2 separate regions of the Homo sapiens genome follow, and region 2 is linked to region 1. Evidence: chromatin loops called from intact Hi-C (ENCODE). Cell type or tissue: endothelial cell of umbilical vein. All regions are shown on one strand. Links, peaks and the distances in the headings refer to the core of each region. The heading gives the core; the rest is flanking DNA. Region 1 overlaps KLF12 (KLF transcription factor 12). Region 2 overlaps LINC00402 (long intergenic non-protein coding RNA 402).

Region 1 (5,389 bases), core at 175-5,174:
GAATATACTAAAAAACAAAAACAAACAAACAGATTTTCAATGTAGACAAAACAGCAACCTATCGCAAGAAGACGCCATGGAGGACTTTCATATAGTTAGAGAGGAGAAGTCAATGACTGGCTTTACAATCTCAAAGCACAGGCTGACTGTTAGGGAATAATGTATCTGGTGACTTTAAATTGAAGCCAATGCTCACTCACTATTCTGAAAAATTATGCTAAATCTACCCTGCCTGTGCTTTATAAATGGAACAACAAAGCCTGGATAATGGCACATCTACTTACAGCATGGTTTATTAAATACTTCAAACTTACTATTGAGATGTACTGCTCAGAAAAGATTCCTTTCAAAATATTACTGCTCGTTGACAATGCACCTAGTCACCCAAGAGCTCTGACACAGACGTATGTAGAACTAGATTAAAGCTGTTTTCATGCCTAACACAACATCCTTTCTGCAGCCCAAGGATCAAGGAGTTACCTCAACTTTCCTTATTATTTAAGAAACACGTTATGTAAAGATATACTTGCCATAGATAGTGGCTCCTCTGATGGATCTGGGCAAAGTAAATTGAAAACCTTCTGGAACTGATTCATCATTCTAGATGTCCTAAGAATATTTGTGATTTATGCAAGGAGGTCAAAATATCAACATTAGAAGGAGTTTAGAAGAAGCTGATTCCAACCCTCACGGATGACTTGGAGAAGTTCAAGAGTTCAGTGGAATAAGTAACTGAAGATGTGGTAGAAACAGCAAGAGAAATAGAATTAGAAGTAGAGCCTGAAAATGTGACTTAATTGCTGCAATCTCACAATAAAACTTTCATGGATGAGGAGTTGCTTCTTACAAACAAAGTAAGTGGTTTCTTGAGTTGGAATCTACTCCTGGTGAAGATGCTGTGAACACTGATGAACTGCCATGGCCACCCCAACCTTCAGAACCACCACCCCGATCAGTCAGCAGCCATCAACATCCAAGCAAGACCCTCCACCAGCAAAAAGATTATGACTCATTTAAAGTTCAAAAGAATGTTAGCATTTTTTAGCAATGAAGTATTATTAATTTAAGGCATGTAGGTTTTTTTTCATCACAATGCTATTTTGTGCTTAATAGGTCATTATAATGTAAACATAACTATTATGCTTTGGGGAAATAAACAAAATTCTAGTGACTTGCTTTATTGAGATATTTGCTTTATTGTAGTGGTCTAGAACCAAACCTACAGTATCTCTGAGGTATGCCTATAATTAAGGTCTTATATGTGGGTCACTGACATCATACTACACTCTAAGCTGCCAAAGAGATTGAGTCAGAAGATTAATGGATGAAGTATGAATGAAAGGCAATTTTTAAAATATCTTTAATAATATTTACAGCAGAGACACACTATTAAAATCTGAGATATGGCAGCATCAAGTTGTCAACGTGGGTTCCAGAAATTGATCTACCCTCAATACTTGAAAATACTGAAGTTTTAGATGGGTGTTCATCTCACAGATGGGGTTTAAAGGAGCATAACGTGCTATTTCATACACATGTCCCCCTCCCTCTAATCCTCCACTCCCTTTTTGCCAGAAATAGTCTTACACGTCATTCAAACACAGAAGAAATGCTTCTTTCTCAATGAATACTCTAAATCATGGGGCCCCAACCCCCGGGGCCATGGACCAGTACCTGTGAACTGTGCATGAGAAGGATCTAGGTTGCATGTTCCTTATGAGAATCTAATGCCTGACGATCTAAGGTAGAAACCATTCCCACTCTTTCCCAGTCTGTGGGAAAATTGCCTTCCATGAAACCAGCCCTGGTGCCAAAAGGGTTTGGGGACCACTGTTCTAAATCCTCCAAATTAACAAAGTTAGTTATCCCCTTCAAAGCTTTCAGAACTTTCTGTACAATTATTTTTTATAGAACTTGTAATACTGTATTATATTTTTGTTTACTTTTCAAAGATTTTTGAATTCCTGGTAGCAAAGACCTTATAACCACTAACATTTCACATAATACATTGCCCATAGTGAGCTGATTAATTTCCTGTGGCTGCCCTAACAATTTTCCACAAACCTGATGACTAACAACAGAAATTATTCTCTCACAGTTGTAGAGAAGGGGAAAAGCAAGGCCATAACTCCTTCAAAGGCTCTAGAAAAGAATCTTTTCCACCGGGCATGGTGGTTCACTCCTGTAATCCCAGCACTTTGGGAGGCTGAAGCAGGTGGATCACCTGAAGTCAGGAGTTCGAGACCAGCCTGGTCAACAGGGTGAAACCCTGTCTCTACTAAAAATACAAAAATTAGCCAGGCGTGATGGCAGGTACCTATAATCCCAGCTATTCGGGAGGCTGAGGAAGGAGAATCACTTGAACCTGGGGGACAGAGGTTGCAGTGAGTCAAGATCATGCCACTGTACTCCAGCCTGGGCGACAGAGTAAAACTCTGACAAAAAAAAAAAAAAAAAATCTTTTCCTTGCCTCTTGCAACCTCTGGTGGCTGCTGGCACTAGTTGGTATTCCTTGGCTTGTAGCCACATCCTTACAACCCCTGCCTCTGTATTCTTATTGCCTTCTCCTCCTCTGACGCTTGTAAGGACACTTGTCACTGAATTTAGAGCTTACCTGAGAAATCCAGGATGTTCTCATCTCACATCTTTAACATAATTACACGTGCAAAAACCACCTTCCAAACAAGGCAATATTCACATATTCCCAGGATTCACACGTGGGTATATCTTACTGAGATTTACCATTCCACACTCTATCGCTGCCATACAGTAAACATGTGCTCAGTTTTCTTACCTTACACCCACATGAAATAAACTTATAGATAAACCCAAAAATGAGGAAAAGTGGAAACAGGAAAACTTAATTTCTTCCCTTCTCTGCTAATATCCTCTTTGAAAAGGAACCACTGAGGCATAGCCAGAAAGCTTCACCAGCATTTTTTTTACTAAGAAATTACTAAGGATTACTTAACACAATGCCCAATGACAGATCACTGGAGACCATTTCTTTGCTCCTAGGGAAAAAAGGCCAGAGATATATTTTCTTCCTCACAAAGAAACACTCTTATTCACATCGAGTGGGAACCTGCTTTAAGTGAAGTTTCAATTTCTTTAAATTCTTTATACGTGGCCATGAACATTTTACAGCACGTGTAGTTTTACATGAATGGTAGAAAGCCAAACTACTAAGAATTTATCCTTACAGGAAATTTAAGTGTTTAAAGCCTTACCTCTCAAGATTTTAGGCTTTCATTTGAAACACAATCCCTTGCACATCATGAACATTCACTGAGAATAAGTTGATTCCCATGGCTATGATTGTTTCCTAGACACAGTTTAAGATGTCATAGCAGAACTTTTCAGAAAGTATTTTAATCTTACAAAGATCAAAGACTGCTATGATCTTCAAATTAGGGTTGGAAACTAGGATAGAAATTTCAAAACTTCTATAAACTATAATTAGGCCTGAAATAATTGTTCTATTCAAGGTTTACATTATTAACTGAAGGGACCAATTAACTATTAATATAGTACTATCTAGCAGATTATAAAATAATGCTGGCAATATAATGTATCCATAGACTCAAACTCTTCAAATAAAACATCCCTAATATCCCACCATACCAGGGAACCAAGATAATGAAAAGTTAGCCAAGAGCAAACGTAAGAAAAATGTCAATCAACTTGCTGCAAGATTTGGTAAAAAATCTATTTTCTCTACTCTTATCGCAACATAAGTTATGAAAATTCCAGTCAATTAGCCAAAATAATGTAATAATTTCAAACAGAATTATTGGTATTTCCTCTATTTATCAGTTTATTAAAAAAATAAGGTTTAAAGAAAGACTGATTCTGATCAACTTGATTCACAATTAGAACAGCATCTACCCTGGTAGCAAAAAGAACACTCAGCACCCAGTCCATGGTTTCTAGATATCATTCTACAATGAAATGAGAGACCCTTGAAGGATTGGCTGATTTGGTAGCTGTGGCAGGGAAAATATGAGATGAGCCTGGAGTATCCTGTAATACCAGAAAGTTAACAAAGTATTCAAAAACAAAAGGACAAGGGGATGTCACTGGGCCACAAGAGCAAATCTGAAAGTGGTCTTTGGTCAAAACCAGAAAAATCTAAATAAGAGACTAACACAGTATTAGCTTATGACTCCACATGTAAGATATATACGCATGTACCCATGCCAATATAAATTTAAAAATAAATGGGGGAGAACAAAATAATCTATAGAATTCTAAACATGATATGTAGTTATTCCTTAAGAGTAGGCAAGACTTAGTGACTCACTTCCACAGAACAGAGTAAGGAAATGGAAAAAAATTACAGTAGAGAAGCTTGGCAAATACCACTTTAACCAAGTAATTAAGGTTAAGATCATCAGTGGTATCTTGTGGATATCATGATATGATACAATGATACCCCGATGTGATACACTGAGAAGGGTTCGTCACCTATGTGATATTGTTTTCCAATACCCCCTAAGCCAGTCTAACCATGAGAAAAGCATCAGATGAACCAAAACTGAAGGACGTCCTATAAAATACCTGACCAGTACTCCTTAAAATTCTTAAGGTCATGAAATAAAAAGAGAGACTAAGAAACTGCCACAAAACAGAAAACTTAACAGGTGTAACAACTCAAAGCAATATGGTACTTGTTTGTATCCTAAAAGAGAAAGTAGACATTAATGGAAAAGCCAGTGAGATCCAAACAACAATAACCTACCAATGTTGGTTTCCTGGTCTTGATAAACAACGCCATGGTAATTCTACTAAGTGTCATTACACATTGTTAGTTTTTGTATGTGTGTGTATGTGCTTTTTGAAGTCCTTATCTGCTAGACAAATATATTAAAGTATTTATGGGTAAAATTATATGTCTGAAATTAGTTGTTCAGGGTGAGTGAGGCCAGAGATTTATGAAACAAGATGGCAAAATGTTGAGAATTGTTAAGGTTAAGTCTGGGTGCATGAGGGTTTCTTATACTATTCTCACTACTTTTGTATATGTTTAAAATTTCTCATAATAAAAGAGATATTTCAAAATCTTTTAAATGTCTATGATTTAGTCAACCTTCTTTAAATAAAAGCCACACGTCTCACAATGCTTAATGAACTTTGCAAAGTTTGTTACATTGTTAAATAAAATTCTTACGCATCAAAAACACAAAAAACTTTTTAAGTGCTTTATTAGTTATGTTGTAAAGGAAATCTGGTTTCCTCTGAATGGTGTGACTTTCCATACATTATGTTAATCTATTTCCTGGTAGATAAGAGAATGAAGGACAAAGTGGCTGACTCAGTTGCAAAGGCTGGTAGGTGGAGGCAATGAAAGAGAAATGCACTCTCACATTACATTTATTAAATTATGGTC
Region 2 (5,321 bases), core at 322-5,321, 130 kb after region 1:
CAATTATGTGTCTTGGAGTTGCTCTTCTCGAGGAGTATCTTTGTGGCGTTCTCTGTATTTCCTGAATCTGAACGTTGGCCTGCCTTGCTAGATTGGGGAAGTTCTCCTGGATAATATCCTGCAGAGTGTTTTCCAACTTGGTTCCATTCTCCCCATCACTTTCAGGTACACCAATCAGACGTAGATTTGGTCTTTTCACATAGTCCCATATTTCTTGGAGGCTTTGCTCGTTTCTTTTTATTCTTTTTTCTCTAAACTTCCCTTCTCGCTTCATTTCATTCATTTCATCTTCCATTGCTGATACCCTTTCTTCCAGTTGATCGCATCGGCTCCTGAGGCTTCTGCATTCTTCACGTAGTTCTCGAGCCTTGGTTTTCAGCTCCATCAGCTTCTTTAAGCACTTCTCTGTATTGGTTATTCTAGTTATACATTCTTCTAAATTTTTTTCAAAGTTTTCAACTTCTTTGCCTTTGGTTTGAATGTCCTCCCATAGCTCAGAGTAATTTGATCGTCTGAAGCCTTCTTCTCTCAGCTCGTCAAAGTCATTCTCCATCCAGCTTTGTTCCGTTGCTGGTGAGGAACTGCGTTCCTTTGGAGGAGGAGAGGCGCTCTGCTTTTTAGAGTTTCCAGTGTTTCTGCTCTGTTTTTTCCCCATCTTTGTGGTTTTATCTACTTTTGGTCTTTGATGATGGTGATGTACAGATGGGTTTTTGGTGTGGATGTCCTTTCTGTTTGTTAGTTTTCCTTCTAACAGACAGGACCCTCAGCTGCAGGTCTGTTGGAGTACCCAGCCATGTGAGGTGTCAGTGTGCCCCTGCTGGGGGGTGCCTCCCAGTTAGGCTGCCCGGGGGTCAGGGGTCAGGGACCCACTTGAGGAGGCAGTCTGCCCATTCTCAGATCTCCAGCTGCGTACTGGGAGAACCACTGCTCTCTTCAAAGCTGTCAGACAGGGACATTTAAGTCTGCAGAGGTTACTGCTGTCTTTTTGTTTGTCTGTGCCCTGCCCCCAGAGGTGGAGCCTACAGAGGCAGGCAGGCCTCCTTGAGCTGTGGTGGGCTCCACCCAGTTCGAGCTTCTGGGCTGCTTTGTTTACCTAATCAAACCTGGGCAATGGCGGGCGCCCCTCCCCCAGCCTCGCTGCCGCTGCTGCCTTGCAGTTTGATCTCAGACTGCTGTGCTAGCAATCAGCGAGACTCCGTGGGCGTAGGACCCTCCAAGCCAGGTGCCGGATATAATCTCGTGGTGCGCCGTTTTTTAAGCCCGTCGGAAAAGCGCAGTATTCGGGTGGGAGTGACCCGATTTTCCAGGTGCCGTCCGTCACCCCTTTCTTTGACTCAGAAAGGGAACTCCCTGACCCCTTCCCAAGTGAGGCAATGCCTCGCCCTGCTTCGGCTCGCGCACGGTGCATGCACCCACTGACCTGCGCCCACTGTCTGGCACTCCGTAGTGAGATGAACCCGGTACCTCAGATGGAAATGCAGAAATCACCGTCTTCTGCGTCGCTCACGCTTGGAGCTGTAGACCGGAGCTGTTCCTATTTGGCCATCTTGGCTCCTCCCCCCAGGTACCGAATTTTTAAAGTAGGAATATTAAAAGCTCTTCTGCCCACTCTGTGGAGTGTTATTGGAGAGTTAAATTTTAAAAGTTCTGTATTTGCATGATCATTACTTAATTCCCCCTCAAACATAAAATGTTTGTTAATGATGTTACTACTTACAGGAAGTATAGATCAGTTGAATAGTCAAATTTTATAGAAGGTAGATTTAATCTTGTAAGATGGACTTTTATTTCTGAAATGAGTTTACATGTCCCTGAATTTTCTTTGACATGTGTATTAGTCTGTCTTCATGCTGCTGATAAAGACATATCTGTGACCTATTAATTCATAAAGAAAAAGAGGTTTAATGGACTCACAGTTCCATGGGCTGGGGAGGCCTCACAATCGTGGTGGAAGGCAAAAGCCATGTCTTACATGGTGGCAGGAGAGAGAGAATGAGAACCAAGTGAAAGAGGAAACCCCTTATAAAACCATCAGATCTCATTAGACTTATTCACTACCACAAGAATAGTATGTGGGAAACTATTCCCATGATTCAATTATCTCCCACTGGGTCCCTCCCACAATACATGGGAATTACGGGAGCTACAATTCAAGATGAGATTTGGGTGAGGACATAGCCAAATGATATCAACACACACGTGTTTATATGAGACGTAACAAAGTCATGAGGCTAGTTTCTTTGTGAGTTTTAATTCTTTAATATGCTCATCCAATAAACTCTCAATTGTTTAGTAGGTGTAGGGCTTGAGCATCCTGCCCAAGGATACTGGGGATACAAGGGGAAAGAAGGCGTGGCCCTATTTTTAAGAAGCTCACAGTCTAAAGTGAGCTGAACATGCAGAGACATATTACAGCAAGGTGAGGCTATCAGAGCCACGTGTACATAGAATTTCTGGGCACTCGGGGAAGTTGCCTCTCACTGCCACCCACTGCAGAGCCCTGATGAATCTTCATTTGGTGGCAGTGAGAGCACTTTTCTTTTCTTTTACTTTAAGTTCTAGGATACATATGCAGAACGTGCAGGATTGTTACATAGGTATACATGTGCCATGGTGGGTTGCTGCACTATCAACCTATCATCTAGGTTTTAAGCCCTGTAGGCATTAGATATTTGTCCTAATGCTCTCCCTCCCCTTGTCCCCCACCCCTGACAGGCCCCGGTGTGTGATATTCCCCTCCCTGTGTCCATGTGTTCTCATTGTTCAACTCCCACTTATGAGTGAGAACATGCGGTGTTTGGTTTTCTGTTCCTGTGTTAGTTTGCTGAGAGTGATGGTTTCCAGCTTTATCCATGTCCCTGCAAAGGACATGAATTCATTTTTTTTATGGCTGCATAGTATTCCATGGTGTATATGTGCCACATTTTCTTTATTCAGTCTATCATTGATGGGCATTTGGGTTGGTTCTAAGTCTTTGCTATTGTGAATAGTGCTACAATAAACATATGTGTGCATGTGTCTTTATAGTAGGATGATTTATAATCCTTTGGGTATATGCCCAGTAGTGGAATTGCTGGTTCAAATGGTATTCCTGGTTCTAGATCCTTGAGGAATTGTCACACTGTTTTCCACAATGGTTGAGCTAATTTACACTCTCCCCAACAGTGTAAAAGCATTGCTACTTCTCCACATCCTCTCCAGCATCTGTTGTTTCCTGACTTTTTAATGGTCGCCATTCTAACTGGCATGAGATGGTATCTCATTGTGGTTTTGATTTGCGTTTCTCTAATGACTAATGATGATGAACATTTTATTCATATGTTTGTTGGCCATGAGAGGACATTCTTTAAGGAGGTATCATTTGTCCTGGGTTTTGAAATGCAGTTAAGGGTTCCACAATTGGAATAGGGTCCATACTAAGAAGGGCATTCTAAGCAATGGGAACAGAGTGTATAGGCAATGTGGAGGAGGCCCGACACTAGCACACAATTTTGAAATTGTGGACTCAATATGTGCAAAAGACAATTGTGATCTGTCTCACTTGTTTTAATGAACATATGTTGGGGTTAGAAAAACTGAATTTGCTTGCTTTTACTAATATGAGTATCGGAAACATCTACTACAGGATGTTTACCAAATGAATCATTATCACAGTTCCTGCTGTGGTTGAATTTTTTGTTTTTAACCTCAAACCTTTAGAGTGAAAAGTGTCACTTATATTCCCACAGTTGACTCTTCAGTAATTGTTAAGAATATCATCTTTGGTAATTGTTAAGAATTTCATCTTTCACCTGGACTTCCCTCCAGTCTTTGATCCATATGTCACTTTGTTACTAGAGGTATCATGATGTAGCTTAGTCTTTTATTTATAAACTACAGATGATCCTGATGTTCCACTACCTAAAACATTCAGGGGCTCCCCATAGTCTACTGAAGTAAGTCTTATTGTGGCATGAAGAACATGAGCTGGCTCCAATAATTCTTTTGAACTTCCCTCCAAACTTATCACTTTCTACTTTCAAGCAGGTCCACCAAGCTTACACCATCACAAGTTGCAGACAGGGACAGAGGGAAGAGGATGAGACCGTTGAGGTAATTAGGTAGGAATCAGATGATGGAGAATTGCAAGTGTTGTACTAAGAAGTCTTGGTTTTATTCTGCATTCATGATACTTCTCAAACATTTCATCTAAAGTGTTCCAAAGGGGTAAGAAGAATATCTGCCCTCCACTGTGGGTTTTGGGGGCATAGCCTGAAGTGGGCCATCACAAATGAAAAATGTATTTATAGTATCCCTTCATATTTTTTGGATTCTAATGTGTATTGTCCTACTCCTTTTAATGCTAGGACAATTTTTCAACTTATTGCTACCAAGTAAAATTGAATTTCAAAAACAAGATGTTATCCTGAGTTTTGAATTCCCCCAGCACATTACCAGGCCTCCTGAGCAATGTGTATTCCAAATTGAGAAGCACTTTTTGGTAATAGGGAACCACTGGTGGATTTTAAGATGGTGACAGCAGCAACAAACATATGACTAAATGATTCAAACTTACAAAAAGATAGATTAACATATTTAGGATTTGGAAAAGTCACTCTGATGACTCTGATGGTAGCCCTGGAAGAGGGATTAGAGGCATGAGAATAGAAGAGGAAGAATCAGCAGGTCAGAGTACCAGTTGGATGGCTAGAGAAGCTATCAAGGAAAATTTCCAGTTCTTTGTTTTGGTATTTGGGTAGCCAGTATTATTATTTATTGAGACAGATACAAGAAAAGAAGAAGGTTTTCAATTTTGAACATGAACGTTTGTGATGAATTTGGGACATACAGGTGAGACATTTGGTAGGAAGCTGTATATCAGGTTTGAAGAATGGGAGATAAGTTTATCTATCTATCTATCTATCTATCTATCTATCTATCTATCTATCTATCATCTACAACATTTTGGTATTAAAAGTCTGAAAGTGGAAATTAAAGCTATGGGAGTAGATGAAATTGCTAGGAAAGTAATATAGGATCAGAGAGAGAAATTGTTGCATGGAAAAATGAGACAGGTTTTAAAACAAAGCAGATCTAGTAGGAGGAAAATAAAGACCTGTGAAGGAATGTTAACATTGTAAATGAATTTAGAAACCTCCTAACAGATTTTCTCATTTGATAGATTAAAAAGTTGAGGCTTAAAAACAGGAAATGATTGCTCTGAGAACCTTGTTTTATTTTCTCATTTCTGGCTGAGAGTTCTTACCATATTTTATTGACCTTATTTTATACATAAAATTTGTTGTTTTATGAACCTTGTATCCACTGTGGAACATAGCAAA

Evidence for each region. Peaks named below come from ENCODE experiments on the same cell type or tissue, not always from the same donor. Only the 100,000 strongest peaks of a DNase experiment are listed, where the experiment ranks them.
Region 2: it touches region 1 in a loop (9-fold over the local background); 1 of 110 quality-filtered maps calls a loop at or near these places.

The regions. Positions count from the first base shown.
Region 1 is chr13:74,113,263-74,118,651 of GRCh38, forward strand. The region is part of intron 1 of KLF12 (KLF transcription factor 12); the gene reads right to left. Among named protein-coding and RNA genes, the nearest start is that of KLF12, 18 kb to the right of the region's middle. In endothelial cell of umbilical vein, for the core only: no CTCF peak of the experiment used is centred there; DNase peaks (open chromatin) are centred at 2,069, 4,229, 4,549 and 4,879; H3K27ac peaks cover 3,058 bases.
Region 2 is chr13:74,240,410-74,245,730 of GRCh38, forward strand. The region is part of intron 1 of LINC00402 (long intergenic non-protein coding RNA 402); the gene reads left to right. It also overlaps a transcript of KLF12 not described here. Among named protein-coding and RNA genes, the nearest start is that of LINC00402, 12 kb to the left of the region's middle. RefSeq lists an enhancer at 777-1,330. In endothelial cell of umbilical vein, for the core only: no CTCF peak of the experiment used is centred there; DNase peaks (open chromatin) are centred at 3,362 and 3,642; H3K27ac peaks cover 1,320 bases.